Linked DNA regions of Homo sapiens: regions 1, 2 and 3 are each linked to region 4. Evidence: chromatin contacts called from ENCODE Hi-C or POLR2A ChIA-PET data. All regions are on one chromosome and are shown on one strand. Each heading gives the region's core, a stretch centred on a gene start or an enhancer-like site at or near the end of the contact. The rest is flanking DNA. Distances are from core to core; before and after follow the strand shown.

Region 1 (5,561 bases), core at 688-3,187, 1.5 Mb after region 4:
CAGTATCTGGGCCACTCCAGACCTCTGAGGCTCCCATTCACCCTCATCTGCCTTACGGGTATTTGTGAAGACTCTGCCCTAAGATACTTCTCAACTTGGGCTGCCTATGTTCTTTTGGGGGACTTGTAAAGGTGGACTTTCAGGCAGGGTGACAGGTGGGCAGGAGGTTTAGCTCATTTACTTACACTCTGGAGAAGGTGGGAGGGGTTGGGAAGTGAGGAGGTAGAGGTGGGTATGGCTGCTCTGAGCCTCCGTACCTCTCCTGGCTGGGTCCTTCAGTTCACTGTTCTCAGAATTGAGCCCTGGAGCCTTTTTAAAAGACTCTGGGACTTCAAGCACTATGAATTTAAAAAAGAAATAAAAAAGATATTATAAAAGAAAAAACTACAGCTTAAAGAAATTATCAAGAAGAGAAGCAAAGGCCTGTGTTGAGTTTTGGCTGTCCAGTGGCATTCTGCTTTCCTTTAGGGGATTTGGTCTCCCCAACTGGGAAGAGTCTTGGTGACGATCAGTCAAAGTGTCCCCACCTTCCTGGCCTAAGCGTGGGCATGTGATCAAGCTAGGCCAATCACCTCCCAGGGATGCTGTCTCCTGGGACGTAGAATCAGTGATTTGCTGGTGCCAGCTCACACTTGCTTGTGAGAGCTGATGGCTAAAATTTCAGGTATTTTGTGAGCTGGTTGTTAATTATAGCCATCATTAGAAATCAATTATATAAACCTACAATTATATAAATTATATTTTAAAAGGCAACAAATACCCCAAACTTATCACCTCCTAATTATTTTACTACATTTCACTATTATCTATTCTCTCTAGTAGACAGTCTATTGTATCTGCATGGTAGAAATACCGTATAATGGTGTGCGGCTGCGCCTCTCGTCCCAACTCTGTGTTTAATGATGTCACGTGGGTAACGTGGTGGTATTTACACCAAGGAAATCAGCACCCACTGCAAAAGAGGATTCCCTCGCAACTAGAGAGCTGGGGTTAACATTCACCAGCACAGGCTGCTTTGGAATCCTGAGCTATACAAGGACCAAAAGAAGCTTTTGTAGTGGATTTTTCCCAACCTGCAGTTCCCCAAAGGGACATTTACTTAGTGAGTCGTGCCACTGATCCCTGCATGTCCCCGTTTCCTTCTGGAAAATTGAGCTGGGTTTTCCAGCCTTTGCTCCAACTTGGAGAGCCCACTCCTAAGCTGCCCTCTTGCCTCCACTATGCTGCCCAGTCAGCTTCTGTTGTTTACGACCGACGTGCCTTAGTGGAGCGACATCGGCACACAGGCAGAAACAGGCTGAGGAAAGAACCATCACCCCAGTCTCACCCTTCAGCCACAACATGGGGTACATTCTAGATGTTTCCTGCCAGCCCCTTTCCCCTTGCATCTGTCTTCGTGGAGGTGTTGCCATTGTCAGGACATACGATGCTAAACCCACTTTTTCAACATCACATTATTTCTTGAGCCTCATCCACGTGGCTTTGCATTCTCTGTAACAATCTTTTTCCATAATGTCCCAAAGGCACGTGGAGAAGCTAAAAGGTACTTAGTTACTTTCCTAATGTGGGGCACTTAGGAATTACTTGTCTTCTTTTCCCCTTTAGTGTCACATAGAGACGTGGTTGAAAAATCTGGGACTGTGGATTGGGAGACCTGAGTTCTCATTTAGTTTTGTGCCAGATGGCTGTGTGAGGCTGCGCAAGATGCCTCCCTCTCTGGGCCTCAGCTTCTTAACCTATATAATGATGATGATGATAATGATAATAGTAATAGTAATAATAATAATGATGATGGTCTCCACTTCCAGGGGTTTCCTGGGCAGTGCTAAGTGTGTTGACTCACATCAGCTCATTTATTACTTCTCACAGCCCAGGAATAAGAATGATTTCACAGACTGAGTAAACAGATTCTGAGAGGTGATGTCATTTCCTCAGCACAACATAGCTAGTGGGTGGCAAAGCTGGGGTTCAGACCCAGGATGTCTGCCTCTTAACTCTCTCACCACACTGCCACTTCCTAACGCCCACTTCTTAACGCCCACTGAGCATCGGGCTTGGGGGACAGACACATCAGTACAGCAGTGAGCGTGTCCCTCATTACAGTCCGCTTGCTGTCCTGTTCATGTCCCCACTTTACAGAAGCGAAAGCTTCAGTTCTGAGGACTGAAGTGGTTTTCCCATGTCAGAGTGTTCTGGGCTGAATCATGCTCCCCCAAATCCATATGTTGAAGTCCTAACCCTCAGTACCTTAAAATTGTGGTGGTATTTGGAGATAGAGTCATTGTAGAGATAGGGACACTGCAGATACTAAATTAAGATGAGGCCATTAGGGTGGGCCTAATCCATGCTATGATTGACACCCGTATACAAAGAGGAAATTTGGGCAGAGAGACAGATATGCATAGTGGGAAGATAATGTGAACAGACACTGGGAGAAGATGGCCATCTACAAGCCTCCAGAACTGTGAGAGAATGAATTTCTGTCATTTAAGCCACTCAGTCTGTGGTCTTTGGATGGCGTGGCTGAGCTGAGGCTCTGCAGGGAGCCAGGAGGTTGCAGGGGAGAGCAGGGAGGGGGGTGGCGGGTGTCTCTGCCCCCTGGCCCATACCCACTGTGTGCTGGGCAAGTCCCTTCTCTCCTGGGTCTCAGTCTCCCCATGTGCACCCTGGGATTACTGAATCAGATGGTCCTTGAAGGCCCTTCCAGACCTGTTGTCTCATGGGTCCATGAGTCTCTCAGGCTCCTATTCCAGCTGCTCTGACCCCACTGAGCTGGGGTGTGCTGAAGGGGGAGGCCCCAGGGAACACTCCATTCTGCTGTTCTTTCCAGCAGAGCTTTCCCAAGGGCTCACCCAACAGCCTGCCCTCCTCAGTGTGGGCCGTTTCTCCTTCGTCCTACTTCCTGGCGACTGCTCTGTCCAACTGCCTGCCAATCCAGTGTCAGATACTCTCATCACACTGTACCTGCATGTGACACTCTCCTCCGACCTCTGACATCTTCTTTGCCTGCTGCCTGCTCTCTCCCTTTGGGGTGGAGGCTAGGGCAGGTGGGTCCTAGGGAGCCATCGGCTGAGGCACTAATTTCCACTGACTATAAATAACTCTGGGTCTGAAACCACAGCAGGGGCCTGGATTGCACCAGGAGGAGTAAGATAATCGTTGTGGGGTGAGGAGGGCCTGTATAAATAACTTACCCGCCCTGTCTGGGCCTCTCGGATGACAGGCAGGCCTGGAGGCAGAGGATCTCTCCAGCTGAACTCGAGGCGTTTGTGGGACCCAGGCTGGGTGGATGACTCAGGTCCTACTAGCATTCGAGACGGCCCGCCTGCAGTTATACAGCAACATTTCTCACCCCTTAGGCCCGTGTGACAGATGAGGAAACTGAGACCCAGGGAGGAGAAGTAATTGGAAACTGGGGTCTAGGCCCCTGGGCTTCTGGGAGCTAGAGAACTGTTGCCAGGGATGCCCAAATTCTGGTCCCCCGCTAAACCCGACCTTTGGGAGCCAGCGTGGGAGGGCCCTGAAGCTGCTTGGTAGAAAAGGACTGCTGGGCCAAGGCCTGGGGCAAAGGGCCAAGGGCCAAGGGCACTGCCCTGGCCTGGGCACTGATGGGCCAAGGTTTTGAGGTCACGAATTTTCAAGTGAAGAGAGGCCTGGAGTCTGGCTGTGAGTCAGCCACCCTTTGACCCATCTGATGTCTACAGAATGGGGGCATCAAGGCAGACAGTTTCACAGTAGTAGAATGTCTGAGCCTGGACAAGCCTCAGAGACTACTAGACCAACCTTCTTTATTTTCCAGATGGGGAGGCTGAGGCATGGAACAGGGTGGAGGGAGCTTGGAGAGGGTCTCAGTCGATAAGGGCCAAAGTCAGGCTGGTCTCCGCCCCTGCCCAGCATGGGTGGACTGAGCACCCTTTTCCTGCACAGTCACATGCATCCCCTTGGGGCCCCCGCAAAGACCAACTTCGCCTAAGACCCCTGGGCCAGGCACATTGTGTGTTCTCTCATTTAATCCACAGTCAGTGTGGCCCCTGGAAGCCAGACAGTGTCTGCTCCATTTCACAGATTTAACAAATGATGCATTAAGAACTTATGTGATCTGTGCCCCAACCCAGGCTTTTGGATACTCTAGTTTAGCATTTTTCTCCAGTATCAGAGGTTTTCAATTTTTTTTTCTTTTTTTCAACACTTTGTTAAAAAACCAAAGTCTTCAAAGCATTTAAAAAGGAGTATCAGGCCGGGCACAGTGGCTCATGCCTGTAATCCCAGCACTTTGGAAGGCTGAGGCAGGAGGTTCGCTTAAGGCCAGGAGTTCAAGACCAGCTTGGTTCACTGCAATCTTTGCCTCCCGGGTTCAAGTGATTCTTGTGCCTAGCCTCCTGAATAGCTGGGATTACAAGCGTGTACCACCACACCCGGCTAATTTTTGAAACCCTGTTTCTACAAAAAAAAAAATTACCTGGGCATGGTGGCACATGCCTGTAGTCCCAGCTACTTGGGAAGCTGAGGTGGGAGGATCACTGAGCCCAGGAGGTCGAGGCTGCAGTGACCTGTGATCGTGCCACCGCACTCCAGCCTGGGCAACAGAGTGAGACTCTATCTAAAAAAAAAAAAAAAAAAAAAAAAAAAAAAGGAGTGTCTCTGTCTCTGGTTCATGGTGGTGGGTGAGAAGCCCCAGAGTCCCATCCATTCAGCATCCCCTTGTCCTGTAGGGCACTTCTGTGGAACCTCAAGGCACTGGGGAACCCAGTGTGAGAACCATTTCCCCAACCTTCGGTTTCCCTGCATTCAGTGAATTCACTGGCTCTCCATGCACCTGGAGAAGGCTGTACTCAGGGCCTCATCTTATGGAGCTGGAGGCCCATTTCACACTCACAGGGACATAAACACTATTATCCAACCTGACAGTCTACATACACAGCATGAACAAACAGACTAAAAACCAGAGTCTACAAAAATGAATCTGTAGTTCATGGGCTGGAGTCCTCTGTGCTTTGCGATCTGTTCTAGGCTCCAGGCACAGCGAATTCCTCACTGTTCCCTGTACACATCCTGGTTGTCATCACAGGGCCTTTGCTCACGCCCCATTAACTGCGTGTGCTTCCCTCCCCATCTTTGCACACTCAATTCTGCCCTGTCCTTTCAGGCCTCACTCAGAGGAAGCTACTCCTGATTTTGTCCCCAATCAGGTGGGGATCACTCCTCCTTCATCAACCTTTAGAACATTTCCTCTTGCAGTAGTTATTTTTGTCAATAGAAAGCAGCAGACCGAGGAGGTCATGTGTGCACATTTGGGAGCCAGACAGTGTAGGCACCAATCCTGGCCAGGTCACTTGTTAGACGTGGTGCTCTGAGCCTCAATTTCCTCATCTGTAAGCTGGGATGATGACAGTTCCTGTTTCACAGGGGTGATGTGAAGATTATAGGAGAAAATGCCGTGAAGCCTCAGCAGGGAGCCTGGCTGCTGTTAGTGTTCAATGCATGTTAATTATTCTCTAGTATCACAGCTATAACTAGCATCGTGGCTAGTAACTAGTAGCACAGCTAGACTGGGACAGTCT
Region 2 (6,198 bases), core at 250-2,749, 1.3 Mb after region 4:
GGCTCACTGCAAGCTCCACCTCCTGGGTTCACGCCATTCTCCTGCCTCAGCCTCCCGAGTAGCTGGGACTACAGGCGCCTGCCACCACGCCTGGCTAATTTTTGTATTTTTAGTAGAGGCGGGGTTTCACCGTATTAGCCAGGATGGTCTCGATCTCCTGACCTCGTGATCTGCCCGCCTTGGCCTCCCAAAGTGCTGGGATCACAGGCGTGAGCCACCACACCTGGCCTTACATGTACTTTTTTAATGGTTGAGGTGGAGCCATCTTTCTTATATTTAGGAGCGTTTCATGATTTGTTTTTGTTCATTGCTTCCTTTGCCTTTTTTTTTTTTTTTCCCTGAGACAGGGGTCTCACTTTGTCTCCCTGGCTGGAGTGCAGTGGCAGTAATCTTGGCTCACTGGACCCTCGACTTCCCAGGCTCAAGGGATCCTCCCACCTCAGCCTCCTGAGTAGCTGGGACTACAGGCGCCCACCACCACACCAGGCTAATTTTTGTGTTTCACTAGAGACAGGATTTCACCATGTTGCCCACGCTGGTCTCGAACTCTTTGCCTCAAGAGATCCACCCACCTCGGCCTCCCAAAGTGCTGGGATTACAGACGTGTGCCACTGGACCCAGCCTCCTTTGCCAGTCTTAATACTAAGTTATTTTATTATTTTGGGAGAATTGCTACATCGAATATCAGCCCTTTGTCATATGTTTCGAGTATTTTTCTGAATTTGTACCTTGTCTTTGATTTTTTTTCTTTTTTGAGACAGGGTCTTGCTCTGTCCTCCAGGCTGGAGTGCAGTGGCGGGATCACAGCTCACTGCAGCCTCGACCTCCCGGCCTCAAGTGATCCTCCCACCTCAGCCTGAGTAGCTGGCATCACGCCCAGCTAATTTTATTTTTTGTAGAGATGGGGGTCGCACCATGCTGGCCAGGCTGGTCTCTAACTCCCGAGCTCAAGCCATCCTCCCGCCTCGGTCTTCCAAAGTGCTGAGATTGCAGGCGTGAGACACCGTGCCCAGCCGTCTTTAATATTTTTCACCAGGCGGATAGTTCACATTTTTGTGTAGTCTTTTTTTTTTTTTTTTTGGTGCCTTCTAATTCTAATTCTTCCCATTTCTGGGTGTGTACTTAGTCTCTCTGAGCCACAGTTTTCTGCTCTATAAAGTGGGGTGATAATGCTCAGTACACGGTTTGCTTTGGCTCGATGAGAAATCCAGGTCTGAAAGCTTCAGGTACAGCGGCCGGCGCTGAGGAAAACAGCGTTAAGTGAGGCGCGTCAGCGGACACCACCTGCCTGCACATCTGGCTGGCCTCAACTTCCCGCTGTTCGAGCCCACGTGAGTGGCTCCGCCCCATCTGGCTTCTGACCAATGGACGAGCTTCCTAAGGCGTACCGTCCCGACTCCAAGGCGCCTGGCTTTGAGGCGGGCTGCGTCTTGCTCGGAGTCCCGCCCCTTGCCGGGTCGAGCAATGGGCGCCTTCCGTTTGGCGCAGGCCCCGCCCCTGTCGCTCTCCGGCCTGCGGGCCGCAGGGCTCGTTCCGGAGGGCGGGCGCCACGGAGGCCGGAGTGGTCGCAGTTCGGGCGGAGGCCGGGCCAGGCGGGGCTGTAGGGCTGGGGCAGGCGGCGGGCTGCCCGGCGGGACAGCTGCGGCAGCCGGCGGGGGGCGTCCTGAGTTGGCGGTCGAGGGCGCTGCCAGCTCCCGAGGGGCCGCTCGGGCCCCTTCCGGCCCGGGTCTGGTTGGGCCGCAGGAGCAGGGCGGGCTGCGGCGCCCGGGTCTGGCCCTGGCCTACGGGCTAAGCGCCCGGCCCCGGGGCCGCGGATCCGGCAGCCATGTGTGGATCTTGAAGCGCCATGTGGTCTTCTGAAGCGCTTGACAGTTCTAAAGGGCTTTATATTGCAAACTGATCAAAGCGCTTCGTAGCCCCGGAAGCGCTTAGGCATCTCCGAAGTAGCGCTGGGCAAAGTGAAGGCTTCCTGATCTCAGAAGCACGTTGTGGGCTTGGAAACCGACGGCAGCCTTTAGTCAATTTTGGATCGCTTTGACTTCTCCAACACGGTTTGGCATCTCTGAAACCTTGAGAACTGTGATGGGCAGTGGAAAGAAGAGGGAAAGGTCAGTGAGGCTAGCCCCTGGCTCTGCCCTTATGTCTTGCCGTCCTCCTGGGCCCGGGGTGGCGGGAATCTGAGGTGGGGTCGCCAGGAAGGGTGGTGTTGGAATCCAGGCCCCCTGTACCTTGCAGGTGCCCATGGCGTCCGAGCGGGGCAAGGTCAAGCACAACTGGAGCAGCACGTCGGAAGGGTGTCCCCGCAAGCGCAGCTGCCTCCGGGAGCCCTGTGATGTGGCCCCCTCCAGCCGGCCAGCTCAGAGGTCTGCGTCGCGTTCTGGAGGGCCCAGCAGCCCCAAGCGCCTGAAAGCCCAGAAGGAGGACGATGTGGCTTGCTCGCGGAGGTTATCCTGGGGCTCATCCCGCCGCAGAAATAACTCCTCCTCCTCCTTCTCCCCACATTTCTTGGGCCCTGGTGTGGGCGGGGCCGCCTCCAAAGGCTGCCTGATTCGGAACACTCGGGGGTTCCTGTCTTCAGGGGGATCCCCTCTGCGTCCTGCCAACGCCTCTTTGGAAGAAATGGCTTCTCTAGAGGAGGAAGCCTGCAGCCTTAAGGTAGGTGGCTGCCACGCTTTGCAATCGGTGAAGCCCCTTCCACATGGCTTGAGAGGTTGGGGATGGGAATTTTGGTGGAAGGAGACTACAAAACATTACATCCTTGAAGGTCTGGAAGGTCTTTCTAGAAGTCCACTCCCCCCAAACTCGAAGACCTAGCAGTCTTCCAGGCGCGTGGCCTGAAGTTAAGTAGAGAGGTAATTTTCAAACTCGGCAGCACTTTGGAACTACTTGGAAAGCTTTAAAATACTTGGGCCTGCCTCCTACTCCAGAGAAACTGATTTATTGGGCTGAGGTGTGGTCTGGGCTTCCAGATTTTTCAGTGCTCCCCAGGTTATTGTAAACGTGCAGCCCCGTTGGAGAATCACTGCAGTAGAAGGTGGATTATGTGCTCAAGAGAAGAATGTATTTATTTTAGTTGTCAGTTTAAAGAATTGTGTGCCCTTGTACTTTGAACCACTCTGAATCACAGAACCAAGAATTGCGGTTCTTGGTGTAGCTTTTCTCCAAAGTCATAGTTTCCAGCATGTTGGGGTTTTGCTTGGTGGTGCTAGTTTTTTTTTTTTTTCTTTTTTTTTTGGAGGTTAAATTGTTAATTCCCTAATGGAAACATGCAAGAGGGTTTCATAAGTACTTTGAGCAGACCAAGGAGTGCTTCACAGAGAAGATACATTTCGCTCATCTACTCAATCAAGGCTTTGAACAAATATGTGTTGAGGGTTTAGTTTGTGCCAGGCAATGTTCTAGGTGTTTGGGATTCTTTACTAACAAAACAGATCACTTTCCCCTTAGAGTTTGCATCCTAGATTTTGAAGGTCTGAGTCTTAAGAAGTGAGAAGTTCTGCCTGTGGAGGAGTGGAGAAACAGTCTTATTTGGGATCAGATGGGCTGCCTCTAGAGAAAATTACTTTACAAAAGCAATTAAAACAGGCCCTAAGGAATATGTGTTTGTTTTTAAGCCTAGCCTTGGTGGTTTCTTTTGTGTAGCTGAGAAAGGAGGCTGTATTTGACTGTTTGTCTTGGGGACTCATAGGCTAAGTGCCCCTGGTTTTTTCAATGTGGACCTCACTGTCTGAACTCTTGTGTGGGCACGTGGATTTTTTCTTTTTAAATTCACAAATAACAGTGAGTTGAAAAGCCCTGTCTCTAGCGTAGGAATGCTGAATTTGTCTCAAATCAGGTAAGTATGGGACTTTGCTCATACAAGTTAATCTTGCCATTAATCCTTGATACAATTTCAGTAGACTTGGGTACAGCATAAAATAATACCAGTTGATTCAATTTAGCTTCACTGACAATTTGTAGATAGAGTGAAACCTGTTACTGGGAGAGGCAGGAAATTTACTTTACATAGTCTTTCAGGTGTGCTGAATCCCTGGCTGTCCTAAAGACCTGGAACTCAGGTTTGAGGGTGTGGTCTCTAATCTGGGTGGGTCTAATTGTAGGTGGACCCACCTTTCTCTCATTAAGGCTAAAGGGGCCTTGTTTTGCAAGAACCCAATTTAATGGTTTCAGTAGAAGCACTTGAGGGTTATTGTGGGCCACGCACTGTTGGGTCTGGGAGTGATGAGCTTCTAGGGAGCAGTCTGGTGGGAGGGCTGGAGGAGTGGTCGCATGACTGCCCACAATGTGGTATGATGGAGTAGTGAGCCCAGAATGGAGGCTGGAGAGCGAGGTAGGGGGTGGATTGCAGCAAGGTTTTAGTAGCCAAGGGAATTTGGATTTTATCCTAAGGACAATGGATTTTATTCTAAGGGACAATTCCCTTAGAATTGTATTCTCTTTTTTTGAGACAGATTCTTACTGTGTCACCCAAGGTAGACTGCAGTGGCATGATCTCTGCTCACTGCAGCCTCCACCTCCTGGGTTCAAACAATTCTCCTGCCTCAGCCTCCCAAGTAGCTAGGACTACAGGTGTGCGCTACCGTGCCCAGCTGATCTTTGTATTTTTAGTGGAGATGGGGTTTCGCCTTGTTGGCCAGGCTGGTCTCTAACTCCTGACTGCAAGTGATCTGACCGCCTCAGCCTCCCAAAGTGCTGGGATTACAGGTGTGAGCCACCATGCCCGGCCAATTGTATTCTTATTTTAAAAAAATTATTTTATTTTTTTGAAACGATTTCCCAGGCTGAAGTGCAGTGGCGCAATCATGTCTCACTGTAGCCTCAAACTCCTGGGGTCAAGCAATCTTCTTAAATAGGTGAGAATATGGGCATGTGCCACCACACCCTGCAGATTAAAAATTTTTTTTTTGGGCTGGGCGTGGTGGCTCACGCCTGTAATCCCAGCACTTTGGGAGGCCGAGGTGGGCAGATCACGAGGTCAGGAGATTGAGACTACCCTGGCTAACACGGTGAAACCCTTTCTCTACTAAAAATACAAAAAGTTAGCCGGGCATGGTGGCGGGTGCCTGTAGTCCCAGCCACTTGGGAGGCTGAGGCAGGAGAATGGCATGAACCCAGGAGGCAGAGCTTGCAGTGAACCGAGATCAAGGCACTGCACTCCAGCCTGGGCAACAGAGTGAGACTCAGTCTCAAAAAAAAAAAAAAAAAAAAATTTTTTTTTTTGTAGAGATGAAGATCTCACTGTGTTGCCCAGGCTGGTCTCAAACTCCTGGGCTCAAGCTGTCCTCTTGCCTTGTCCTCCCAAAGCGCTGGGATTAGAGGCATGAGCCACTGTGCCAGCTGGATTGTCTTCTAAGCAATTAGAGAATTTATACAGGGCTCTACACAGAAAAGGAAATTGCATTGTAGAAAGATCACTCTTGTCGAGTGAGGGTTTTTATATTACCCTGATTGTCCATCTCTAGGACTGCTGAAGTCTCTTCCTGGAGTATATGTTTGTCAGTTTAAAAACCAAGTGTACAGTACTTGACTCATCTTGATGAATTACAAAACACCTCTTACCTTCCACCTTCATCTGTACCTCTTCCTCCCTTGCTCTGTGGTCATCTGTGAACTTATCTGTCCTGGTCCTAAGTCCTTCAGCAAGCACAGCCGAGGGGTACTCACAAAAATGGCATGTTCATCCTCAGGTCCTTCTAGAGTCCTCTCACTGCTCTCCTGTGTCTGCTCTGTAAACTTTTTTTTTTTGTTTGAGACAGGGTCTTGCTCTGTCACCCAGGCTGGAGTGCACTGGCATGATCATAGCTCACTGCATCTCAACCTCCTGGGCTCAAGCGATCCTCCTGCCTCAGCCTCCCAAGTAGGTGGAACTCAGGCGTGTGCCAACCTGCCTGGCTAATTTTTTTTTTTTTTTTTTTGAGACAGAATCTTGCTCTGTCACCCAGGCTGGAGTGCAGTGGTGCAATCTCGGCTCACTGCAAGCTCCGCCTCCCGGGTTCACGCCATTCTCCTTCCTCAGCCTCCCCAGCAGCTGGGACTACAGGTGCACGCCACCATGTCCGGCTAATTTTTTTGTATTTTTAGTAGAGATGGGGTTTCACCATGTTAGCCAGGATGGTCTCGATCTCTTGACCTCGTGATCCGCCTGCATAGGCCTCCCAAAGTGCTGGGATTACAGGCGTGAACCACCGCGCCTGGCCT
Region 3 (4,433 bases), core at 1,931-4,430, 1.0 Mb after region 4:
CTCTGGTCTCCAAAAAAAAAAAGGTTCTTGTAAACAGACTACACTAACTGTGAATTTCATTTTGTGGTTACAAAAGAGAGCTTTGGATCTGATATAATTCAGAACCATTGCTCTAATAGTGAACCATGGGCAGAAAATCATGGCAGAGAATCTACGACAGCAGGAATCATGGTTGAAGAGGGTTTAACCTGGGAGTGAGACTGATCTGAGTTCAAGTACAGGCACAATATTTCCCTACTTTGGGAAGACTACTTAACTTTTCCAGGCTCCCTGGAATTGTAAAAATGGGTTAAGGAGTATCTGCTTCAGTGCTAATGTAAGGCTAAAATAAGAAATTTTACAGGTGCCAGAAAATGCTAAATGTCTGAGCTTTCCCCACTTCGCACTTTTCTACAGCCCTTCTTTCTGTGGTAAATACACTTTTTTTTTTTTTTTTAAATGAGATGGAGTCTCGCTCTGTCGCCAGGCTGGAGTGCAGTGGCATGATCTCGGCTCACCGCAACCTCTGCCTCCCGGATTCAAGCGATTCTCCTGCCTCAGCCTCCCGAGTAGCTGGGACTACAGGCACGTGCCATCACGCCCAGCTAATTTTTGTATTTTTAGTAGAGATGGGGTTTCACCATGTTGGCCAGGATGGTCTCAATCTCTTGACCTCATGATCTGCCTGCCTCGGCCTCTCAAAGTGTTGGGATTACAGGCGTAAGCCACCACACCCGGCCAGTAAGTTGACTTCTTTTCTGTTTTTTTGAGACAGAGTCTTGCTCTGTCACCCAGGTTGAAGTGCAGTGGCGCGATCTTGGCTCACTGCAAGCTCCGCCTCCTGGGTTCAAGCAATTCCACTGCCTCAGCCTCCCGAGTAGCTGGGACTACAGGCGCCCAGCATACCACGCTCAGCTAATTTTTTGTATTTTTAGTAGAGACGGGGTTTCACCATGTTAGCCAGGATGGTCTCGATCTCCTGACCTCGTGATCCGTCCGCCTCGGCCTCCCAAAGTGCTGGGAGTACAGGCATGAGCCACCATGCCCGGCCAGTAAGCTGACTTCTTAAGGTTCGCTCCAGGGTGGGGTGCTGGCTCTGGTCAGTTCTGAAACTAATGCTACAGAAAGATAAAGTGATCGCTGTAGTATAGTGGAAAAAGCCCAATACCCAGAAGGCTTGGTGTGAAGTCCTAAATGTCACCCTGTGTGACGCTGTAACGCACCTGGCACTCTTCTCAACGAACGGGTGGGATGGAACTTGTTAAAGCCTCTGTTTCTATAAAATGAGACAATATGTACCTCATAGAGTTGCTTTGAAGTTTTAAATAAGTTAATGAATGTAAGTACTTCACATAGTACCTGATATAGAGTAAATGGTTATTATTCTTCTTGGCATAATTGGGAAGAACTAACTGAAAATGTTACAGTAGTGCTTCCTAAACTTCAGTCACTCTCATGCCATGTTAGAATTTTTGTCCAACGCTTGTATCATTACATATTTAATACTTTTTATATATCAACTTTTTTCCCATCTATATGATTTTAAAGGAATCTTTAAATTACCAGCAAATGGAAATCCAGTATTGTCACAAAAAAGAAAGTAACTTAAGTACAGTAGAAACAAAACAACATTATTAAATTTTAACTAGACACTGTTACCTGTGAAAAGTTCTTAGCCTGAGGCTTACTCTCTTTATTAAAACGAGAAATTAATGTGAGAGAGAGGTGCTAAAGATATAGTAGCACTTACCTGAGATGATTTCTGAAAGTAATCAGAACTGACTGAAAATTGCTTGTTTTTCTAAGAGACAAGGTCTCGTTATGTTGCCCAGGCTGGTCTCCCACAATCCTCCTGCCTCAGCATCCCAAGTTGCTGGGAGAAAACTATTACTTTAATATGAGGGGCTACATGTCTAGATAACCACCTATAATCATCTCAAATTCCTTTATCTGTATATAAATATTGCAACGAGGGGCTGGTTGCCATGGCTCACACCTGTAATCCCAGCACTTTGGGAGGCCAAGGCAGGTGGATCACCTGAGGTCGAGTTCGAGAACAGCCTGGCCAAGATGGTGAAACCCTGTCTCTACTAAAAATACAAAAATTAGTCAGGTGTGGTGGTGCGGGCCTGTAATCCCAGCTACTCGGGGGGCTGAGGCAAGAGAATCGCTTGAACCCGGGAGGCGTAGACTGCAGTGAGCTGAGATGACGCCACCGCACTCCAGCCTGGGCAACGAGAGCGAAACTCCGTCTCAAAAATAAGCAAATAAATAGATAAATAAATAAATACTGCAATGAAATATGTGAGGAAGTTGCCTCCACTCTAGTGGGGGGAAATAATTACAATTCCTTACATCTCTAATGGCAGTTTTACAGACTGCAAAGCGCTTTGGTACTTGGCATCTCAGCTGACAGTCCCACCAGGCCCGACGCCTGGAACAGTAATTTGGTAGAATGCAGATTATCACACTCACTTGACTGGATGTTACAAAGACTAAACGCTGTAACGCACCTGGCACTCTTCTCAACGGAAGGGTGGGATGGAATAGTTCATAGGTAAACCCACCGAGGGTCGGCGACTAACCTAAAGGATTAACAGTACTGTTTTTTTCAACACTCAATACGTCCTAGATCCTGTGCTAAGGGACTTACAGACATCACCTAATTTGATTCCTACCTGTCTATGAAGCAGGTACTGTTATCATCCCCATTTCACAGAGGACAAAAGTGAAACACAGAGGTAACGGGTAAGGTCACCCTGTCAGAGGGGGCGCGACGTGAACCTAGGCAAATTGACACAACTCCTGCACTTTTTTGCCCAAGGTCACGGCGGTGTGAGGTAGGCTGGAGAAGGGAGGGCGCTGACCTGTCAGATACTTGTTCCTGGGTGAGCTTCTTGTCGCTCTGCAGCAGGATGGACACGTAGTGGCGGATCATGCCTACGAAGAAAGTGATGATAACGATGGGTAGGACCACCCAGAGGCGGATGTTGGAGTCGAGCAACAGTTCTGGCCCTGCCATCTTCACTGAAAGCTGGTTCCCAGTCTGGAATGGGCGAGCTTCTCTTCTCCGGGGCACAGTTGCTTCTCTTCGGCTTCGCCTCCGGGCCTTCTCAAGCCCCTTTGCCCGTGTACCCCAGAACTCTCCTGCGACTGTGAGCCGAGCTTACTGCCTTCAGCTGGGCTGCCTGGTCTTCCACTTCCGGCGCGAACGTTGACGTCACGTCGTGGCGCACCTCAGTGGCGTCAGAGCGGCGTCGGGCCTGGCGGGAAAGTGGAAAACTATCGGCGGTGGCCCAGGCTCGGTGGCTCACTCCTGGAATCCCAGCACTTTGGGAGGCCAAGGTGGGGGGATCACGAGGTCAGGGGATCGAGACCATCCTGGCTAACAGGTGAAACCCTGTCTCTACTAAAAATACAAAAAAATTAGCCAGGCGTGGTGGAGGCGCCTGTAGTCGCAGCTACTCGGGAGGCTGAGGCAGGAGAATGGCGTGAACCCAGGAGGCGGAGCCTGCAGTGAGCCGAGATTGCTGCACTGCACTCCAGCCTGGGCGACAGAGGAAGACTCCGTCTCAAAAAAAAAAAAAAAAAAAGAAAGAAAACTACAGGCGGGGACGGCTTCTCGGTGAGTAAATGGAGCAGTGGTCGTAGTCTCTCGAGGCCCCGCTCCCCTGCGACCTAATCTCTTAAGTCCGGGCCGCGGTCGGCGTTCTTCTCTGGGGCTCCGCGCCCCAAGCCTCGGCTTCCTCATCTGCCCTGAGATGGGATAGTCCCCACAGGTACCTTTCTGCGTCGTTAAAATGAGGAAATGAGAAAGGCTTTTACCCTCACCCCCTTCCCGATGAACTAGTCCAGGCAGTCGGCCTCATCTCACGTCTGTTGGGCTTCTCGGGAAGCCAAATGGTATCGCACGTGTTAAAGGCGGGTGTCTGGAAGCCGAAAGTCCTGACTAACTGAGAATGTTGACTAATCCGGATAGCATTGAGAAGAGGAAATGGAGCTATTCAACAGATTCATTGATCTATATAAGCTGCTATAAGTTACATTTACTCTTTCTGTGTAGTACCTCACAGAATTCTGAAATTTTGGATATGACATTCTACGACATTGCATTTAGCTATTCTCACAACTCTATTTTTCAAAATGTCCAACGTTTAAAATTTTTTCTTCCTCAGTCTTTCAGGAGATTGTCATGGTTGAGAGACTGGACTGTACCTACCCACTATGAATGAGCAGAACACCATAGCTAATATTAACTTTCTGCAGGTAATCTCTGAGCTTCGGGAGAAGTTGGATCCTGCAGCATTGTGTTTTGCCATCACTGTTGCAGGCTTTCCAAGTAAAGTTAAAAAGTAAAGGACAAGCAAGGTAAAGAGCTCATGGATAATTGCCACCCTTTTCCTCACATAGGATGTCACAGTTCTCTGACATCCCACAGTCAGAGTTGGAGCTTA
Region 4 (5,676 bases), core at 2,125-4,624:
AGGAGTTTGAGACCAGCCTGGCAAAATAACAAAAATCCATGTCTATAAAAAATTTAAAAATTCGTTGGGAGTAGTGGCGCATGCCTGTAGTCCCAGCTACTCAGGAGGCTGAGGCGGAAGGATTGCTTTAGCCCAGGAGTTCAAGGCTGCAGTGAGCCGTGATTGCCACTGCATTCCAGTCTGGGCGACAGTGAGACCCTATCTCAAAAAAGAAAAAAAGGAAAAAAGAATGCATTCTATTTTCATTGTAAATGTAAATAATGAGAAGATAAACAAGAAGTCATAAATAATGATCAGGGCCAGGAACATGGTAAGAAGGAGACTTTTACTTTTTATTTTATGTGTATTTTGAACCATGTGAACCTATTACCTGAATTTTAAAAATGTAAACAAAAAAGGACTAATGTCGCTAATGGTCCATATGATGAAATATTATGCAGCCATTAAAAAACATGCTTTCAAAGAATAATTAATGCCCTAGGAAAATAAAAATCAGAAAACAAACCTATGCCAATAATACATAATAATAACAACTCTGTAGTTTAATCTTCATAGCAATCTTATGAAGTCCACAGCATCAGTATCCCAATTTTAAAAATAAAGTCTACAGAGTTCCTAAGTTGGCTGGATCAAACCCAAGAAGTTGACTCCACAGTGATCCCAAATTTTAAATGCACAAAAACCAAAGGAAAATAAGGTAAAATGTTAAACACTGGTTCTCTGGGTGGTAGAATTATGGATGGTTTTATTTTTCTCCTTTATCTTATTCTGAATTTTAATTTTTTTCTACCGTGTACACATATTACATTTACAATATGCCAAAAACAGTAAATTTTTGTTAAAGTAAAACCAGGGAAATAATAAAATGCCAAAATCTTCCATTATTGTGGATGGTAAGCTGTCACAGACACAAAAATCTAAAGGGTTATGTTCAAGATCAATTAAGAGCAGAGGCAGGCCCAGAAGCCAGAACCAGTCTATTATATCACACTTTCTTATCTATGCCATCCTCTTCTGGTGGAGGAATGATTCTGAAAGATCTGCAGAGCACAATTGTGGAAGTTGACACTACATCAGATGAGCCATTTCTGGTTCAAATTTCTTGTCATGTCACTCCAAGACAGTAACATGCATATCACATGCGCCTCAACCAACTAAACAAAAAATGATGCCTGAATAGAGAGTGGTCAGCAGACTCCCCAAAATTTCTTTAGTTTAGAGAGAGAGAAAGTGAAAGGGAGAAGTAGAAAATGGGTGGAAAAACGTAATAATTACAAAAATACTCTTAAGTTTTTGGGGTTACAGATCCCTTTGAAAAATGGATGACAACTATGGACTCTCTGCTCAGAAAAACATACATGCAAAAATTTTACAAATAACTTGAGACTCCAAAGTCTTTCTGTGAATCCTAAGTTAGCAACCATGGATTCTGAGTCAGACTTCTATTCAATAAAAGAAGTAACTTCAGTCAGATCTGCTTCTGGGATCTGATAGTTCTTTGTGCCTGGAAGAGTTCAAGCAAAAATTAGGTGAGAAATTGGCAGATGTGTTATAAAGGAGATTAAAATACTGAAAGGGGCTGGTTTTCTAACCTTAAGATTCCATGATTCCAATGTGAGCAAAAAAATACGGGCTCAATCAACTCTCTGGTTGAACACTCACTGAACGCTCTGTGGTGCCAAACTCTACATTCAGTGCTGTGGTGAGATACCAAAGTCAGAGAAGACATGGAACCCGCCTCTAAAGAACACTGAAATTGTGGGAATATGTAAAGTGTGCTTAAATCTACAAAGCAGGAGCTTTACAGGTTACAGAGCTCTTTTACTTTCCTTATCCAAGTCAAGCTTCATGACAACAAATTAAAAGGGGAAAGAAGCACTTAACACAGTGCTAATAATAATAAAATATATTCATTGAATGCTTACTACATTCCAGATACTTTCAATCAAGCAGCAAATAATATTTGAGCACCCACTTGGTGTCAGGCACTGCAGTAAGCACAGTGAATACACAGCAGAATCTGTGCCCACATACATCAACTAATTTATTTAATCAATCCTATGAACTGTTATTTTTGTCTCTAATTTATAGTTGAAGAAATTCAGGCTCAGAGAGGTTAAGTTACTAACCGAAGGTCATACAGTCAAGAGGCAGACAGGAGATTTCACCCAGGACCACTGGAACTCAAATCTGTGCTCTTCTCCACTGCATCCTGGTGCCAAGCCCACAACTCCAAAACTACAGCTTTCCTGGATCATTTCACAATGTCAGCTTCTCATCATGCAGATATCTCAAGTCCCCAAGCACTCTAGACGTCACTGATGACAGCAGGAAGAACAAGGCCTTCTACTTACTTTAGCCTTCACTTAATTCTAAAGTCAAATTTATGAGTCAGTGGGACAGGTATTATAATCCCCAAGTCTACAAAACTGAGGGAGAAGAAGGCTATCTTAGCCACTGTGAGAAACGGAAATAATCACAGAGCAAGAAGAAACACCAAGCAACTGATCTTTATCCAGCACAGCAAAGTGCATCTGCTCTTGAGCAAATCCAGGGCCCACCACTACTGTAAATGGAAACTGGTATGCCTTGCCAAAACAGAAAGTGGCCACAAAAATAAATGTTATTTAAGTGAAATAATCAGACGCAATGCAAGATCAGCGCTGAGCCTGAGTCCTGATCTCTGTTTAAGAGACATGAGCAATTGTTAGAGAAGAGTGAAGGTGTGTTAGAGAGGAGTTGGGGCAGTATGTCAGAACAAACGAGCACTACGTTTATTGAGAATAATCAGAAGAAATGAAAGAGCCTGTAAAGGAGACTACCTGCTTGGCTACGTGATTACATACATGTTATCTGATAAAGTGTCCACCCAAAATCATGTCCGGTGTCACTGTTTAGTGCTTGACACAAAGTAAGCTTTCAGTAAAGAACAGCTGTCGATGTCATTGTTTGGAATAACTGTTTTTCTCCATGTTATTGTTGGGATTGGATCGCAGAATAGCTGGTGCCATAAGACTGCCAACCTCAGCTCACCAGGCTTGTCCTTGTCACTTATCAGAGGAGTAAACTGAGACCCAGAGCCACGCGGTCGGCTAGTGGCAGGGCAGAGCCGGATACCCGGGCCCAGTGCGACGCTCGCGCCTCATCCTTTCTCCTTAAGGCGAGGACATCCTCCTCAAAGGGAGGGACCTCCCCCCGCAGACACCCGGGAGCTCCCAAACTCCCCGAAGCACTCACCTTCATGACTGCCAGGCCCGGAGGCCACCGAGACTCGGCCAGGGAGTCCATGGTCGCTCCCGAGGATGCTGGGGGTCAGCCACCCACTAGCCTCCGGCGCTCCAACACCACTCGAAATTCCCCGCGCTACCGCATTACGTCAGCAGCCCGCGACGCGCCAGAGGCGGGCGCGGAGCCTGCCGGAAGTTGTAGTAGTATGTGGGCGGGGCGCCGCTTAAGGGCTTGTACTGCGCATGCGCCAGGCTTCTGCCGCACTTACCTTGAAGAAAGTGAATGGTTAAAAAGCGTAGAGCCAGTTGAATATTAAGAAAAGATAGCCAGGAATCAAACCAAATCCAGACCTCACCAGATCTGTCAAGGTCCAGGCTCATGACCCCCCTCCGGGTCGCCCACCCTAATCGCAGTGACTATCCGTCCTTGCTCTGAACAGAAGTTTTTATATCCATTACTTTATGTCTCCCGTATCACAACACTGGGAGGTAGATGTTATCATTGTCAGTTTACACAAGAGAAGCCTACGCCCGAAAAAGTGGATAGAGTTTCGAGTCAGATTCCAAACAGGACCTCTGGGCTTTAAATGGGAGCTGTTGCTTTTATTCATATTAAAATTTTAATGCACGGTTTTTCTTTTTCTTCGGAGAGAAGCACCATTAACTTTGGCATATAGCCTTCTAGATATTTCCTATGCAGATTGACGAAGATTCTTTGCTTGAGCAAACTTTAGTCAGGCTCCTGAACCTTCTCCTAGGCCAATCTGTGTACTTCCTGTAAAAATCCAGTTTTAGCAAAAAACCCTGCTAAATCAAGTTACCAAGAATCCCCACCTTTGATATGTGATCACTCTTGATATCTGATGTGTTCCTCATCCTCCACCATCCCCCAGTTGATGTCTGATCACCCTGGCCTCTTCAGCAAGAATCTACTGTTACCTCTGATGTTTCCTCTTAGTAATTTTTCATGCACTGCTCCCCACCCTGCTTCCTGGCTATAAATTTCCATTTGCCCATGTTGTATTCAGAGTTGAGCCCAGTTTTCACCAATTGCAAGACACAGTTCCAGTGGTCTCTATACCTACTTGAATTGTCCTGATTAAGTCTTCCTTATTGTGCTTTAACAAGTATCATTGAACAATTTTTTTCTTAAACGAGATATAAATATAGATACTTTTTTTCATACATGTTATATTAAATGCATGAGGAATGGAGGTTTACGGTGTCCACCCCCGCCCCCCACTTTGTATCAGCCAATCATAGAACGGCATGCAAATGAACGCAAATGAATGCCAGGCTGAGCTGGAAAATGTCGGATAGTTCTGGATGTGGAGGAAGTGGGGTCTTGGAGAGACAAAGGAAAAGCATTTAAGACCAGGTCCGTGGCCTGAGTGAACCAGTAATTGTTTTTTTCACACTACTAGTTGGACAAGGTAATTAGGTTTAAGGTGACAAATGGCTGGGAAGGTGAGAGAGGAAGAGAGAGGAGATGAGAAAAAAGAGAAAGAATGGGTAAGGAGAAAGGGAGAGAGAGAAAAGACAGGGACAGGAATGTACTTTTTGCATTCAACCATGGAGACAGATTTGGAAGGAGGCAGTACTTGTTAGTCCTGGGGCCAAAATACATTTCCCTATCTATGGAGAGCCTCCAGGACAGGATGCGGTGCCATTCATCTCTGAGTGTCTGCCAATAGCTGGTGGGTGAGGCTGAATGAATGGATGAATCACCGACTAAGCCCACATTCCCATAAATCTTTTCCTCCCAGGCTGAGCATTTCTCTTCCTGCCATCTTCAGCAGCACCAGGGTGATAGATCCCATCAAGCCCACCTCTAGGCCCAGGAAGGAAAGTTCAAGAACAAGCGCACTTTGAGCTCAGGAAAAGGCGTTTGTCTTGGGTGTTTATCTAACCCTGGGAGCCATTCTCCTCTTAACAAGCTGCTGTTTGTATGGACTTTCTCCTTCTGTTAGATCAATAAAGAGATTGTACTTCCTTATTCAGGACTAAAAACAAAATGTTCCATGTAAAATAAAAGCAGGCTAGTGTTTAGTGGAATCTTCTGTGGCACATAGCACACAGCGAGAAGCCAGAATAGGATGGCCAGATAAAATACAAGTTGCCCAGTAAATCTGAATTTCAGATGAACCGCACACAACATTTTAGTGTAAACCTGCCCCAAATATTGCACACAACCTATTAACCAATTATTTGTTGTTTAACCAGAAATTCAAATATTTAACTGGGCATCCTGTATTTTTATTTGCCAAATCTGACAACCCTAATTAGAGAAGCATTCTCCCAACTGAGTGTGGGGCCTGCCCTGGATTAACCTGGGGATGTCCTGTGGCCCCTGAGCTCCTTTCCAGGTTCTCTTCATCCTGTTCCTCTCTGCCCAGCACTCTCTCTTCCTCTAGGCCCCATCTTCCTCATTCTAGTTATGGGAGAGGGG

Evidence for each region. A loop is a pair of places that touch in the nucleus more often than their neighbours do. ChIA-PET counts read pairs that join two places held with the same protein, here RNA polymerase II (POLR2A). Pooled maps may share reads with other maps.
Region 1: a pooled map shows a loop between it and region 4 (10-fold over the local background). The contact joins the enhancer-like site here to the promoter of RAD18 in region 4. A Hi-C loop is called at or near these places in 4 of 50 pooled maps.
Region 2: a pooled map shows a loop between it and region 4 (10-fold over the local background). The contact joins the promoter of TATDN2 here to the promoter of RAD18 in region 4. A Hi-C loop is called at or near these places in 8 of 50 pooled maps.
Region 3: a loop to region 4 is called in a map of CD8-positive, alpha-beta T cell, with 6 times the contacts of the local background. The contact joins the promoter of EMC3 here to the promoter of RAD18 in region 4. A Hi-C loop is called at or near these places in 1 of 168 maps with a recorded cell type or tissue (CD8-positive, alpha-beta T cell), 1 of 37 single-sample maps with no recorded cell type and 6 of 50 pooled maps. POLR2A ChIA-PET finds 5 or more read pairs at or near these places in 3 of 52 experiments (MCF 10A, T-cell and activated T-cell).

Annotation. Positions count from the first base shown.
Region 1 is chr3:10,435,499-10,441,059 of GRCh38, forward strand. The region is part of intron 2 of ATP2B2 (ATPase plasma membrane Ca2+ transporting 2); the gene reads right to left. Among named protein-coding and RNA genes, the nearest start is that of MIR885, 44 kb to the left of the region's middle. Within about 2 kb of position 1,938, at least 6 of the 41 ENCODE cell types and tissues checked have a DNase peak (open chromatin) inside an H3K27ac peak, as active enhancers do.
Region 2 is chr3:10,246,960-10,253,157 of GRCh38, forward strand. It overlaps TATDN2 (TatD DNase domain containing 2), which reads left to right and starts at 1,500. Exons shown (of 8, transcript NM_014760.4): 1 at 1,500-2,108; 2 at 2,236-2,655. The coding sequence starts at 2,242. RefSeq lists a silencer at 1,386-1,815 and an enhancer at 2,068-2,936.
Region 3 is chr3:9,983,661-9,988,093 of GRCh38, forward strand. It overlaps EMC3 (ER membrane protein complex subunit 3), which reads right to left and starts at 3,181. Exons shown (of 8, transcript NM_001394674.1): 1 at 2,847-3,181. The coding sequence starts at 3,001. EMC3-AS1 (EMC3 antisense RNA 1) reads left to right here and starts at 3,233. Exons shown (of 3, transcript NR_103821.1): 1 at 3,233-3,604. RefSeq lists enhancers at 2,999-3,646, 3,111-3,270, 3,531-3,750.
Region 4 is chr3:8,960,098-8,965,773 of GRCh38, forward strand. RAD18 (RAD18 E3 ubiquitin protein ligase) reads right to left here and starts at 3,375. Exons shown (of 13, transcript NM_020165.4): 1 at 3,238-3,375. The coding sequence starts at 3,288. RefSeq lists an enhancer at 3,223-3,392.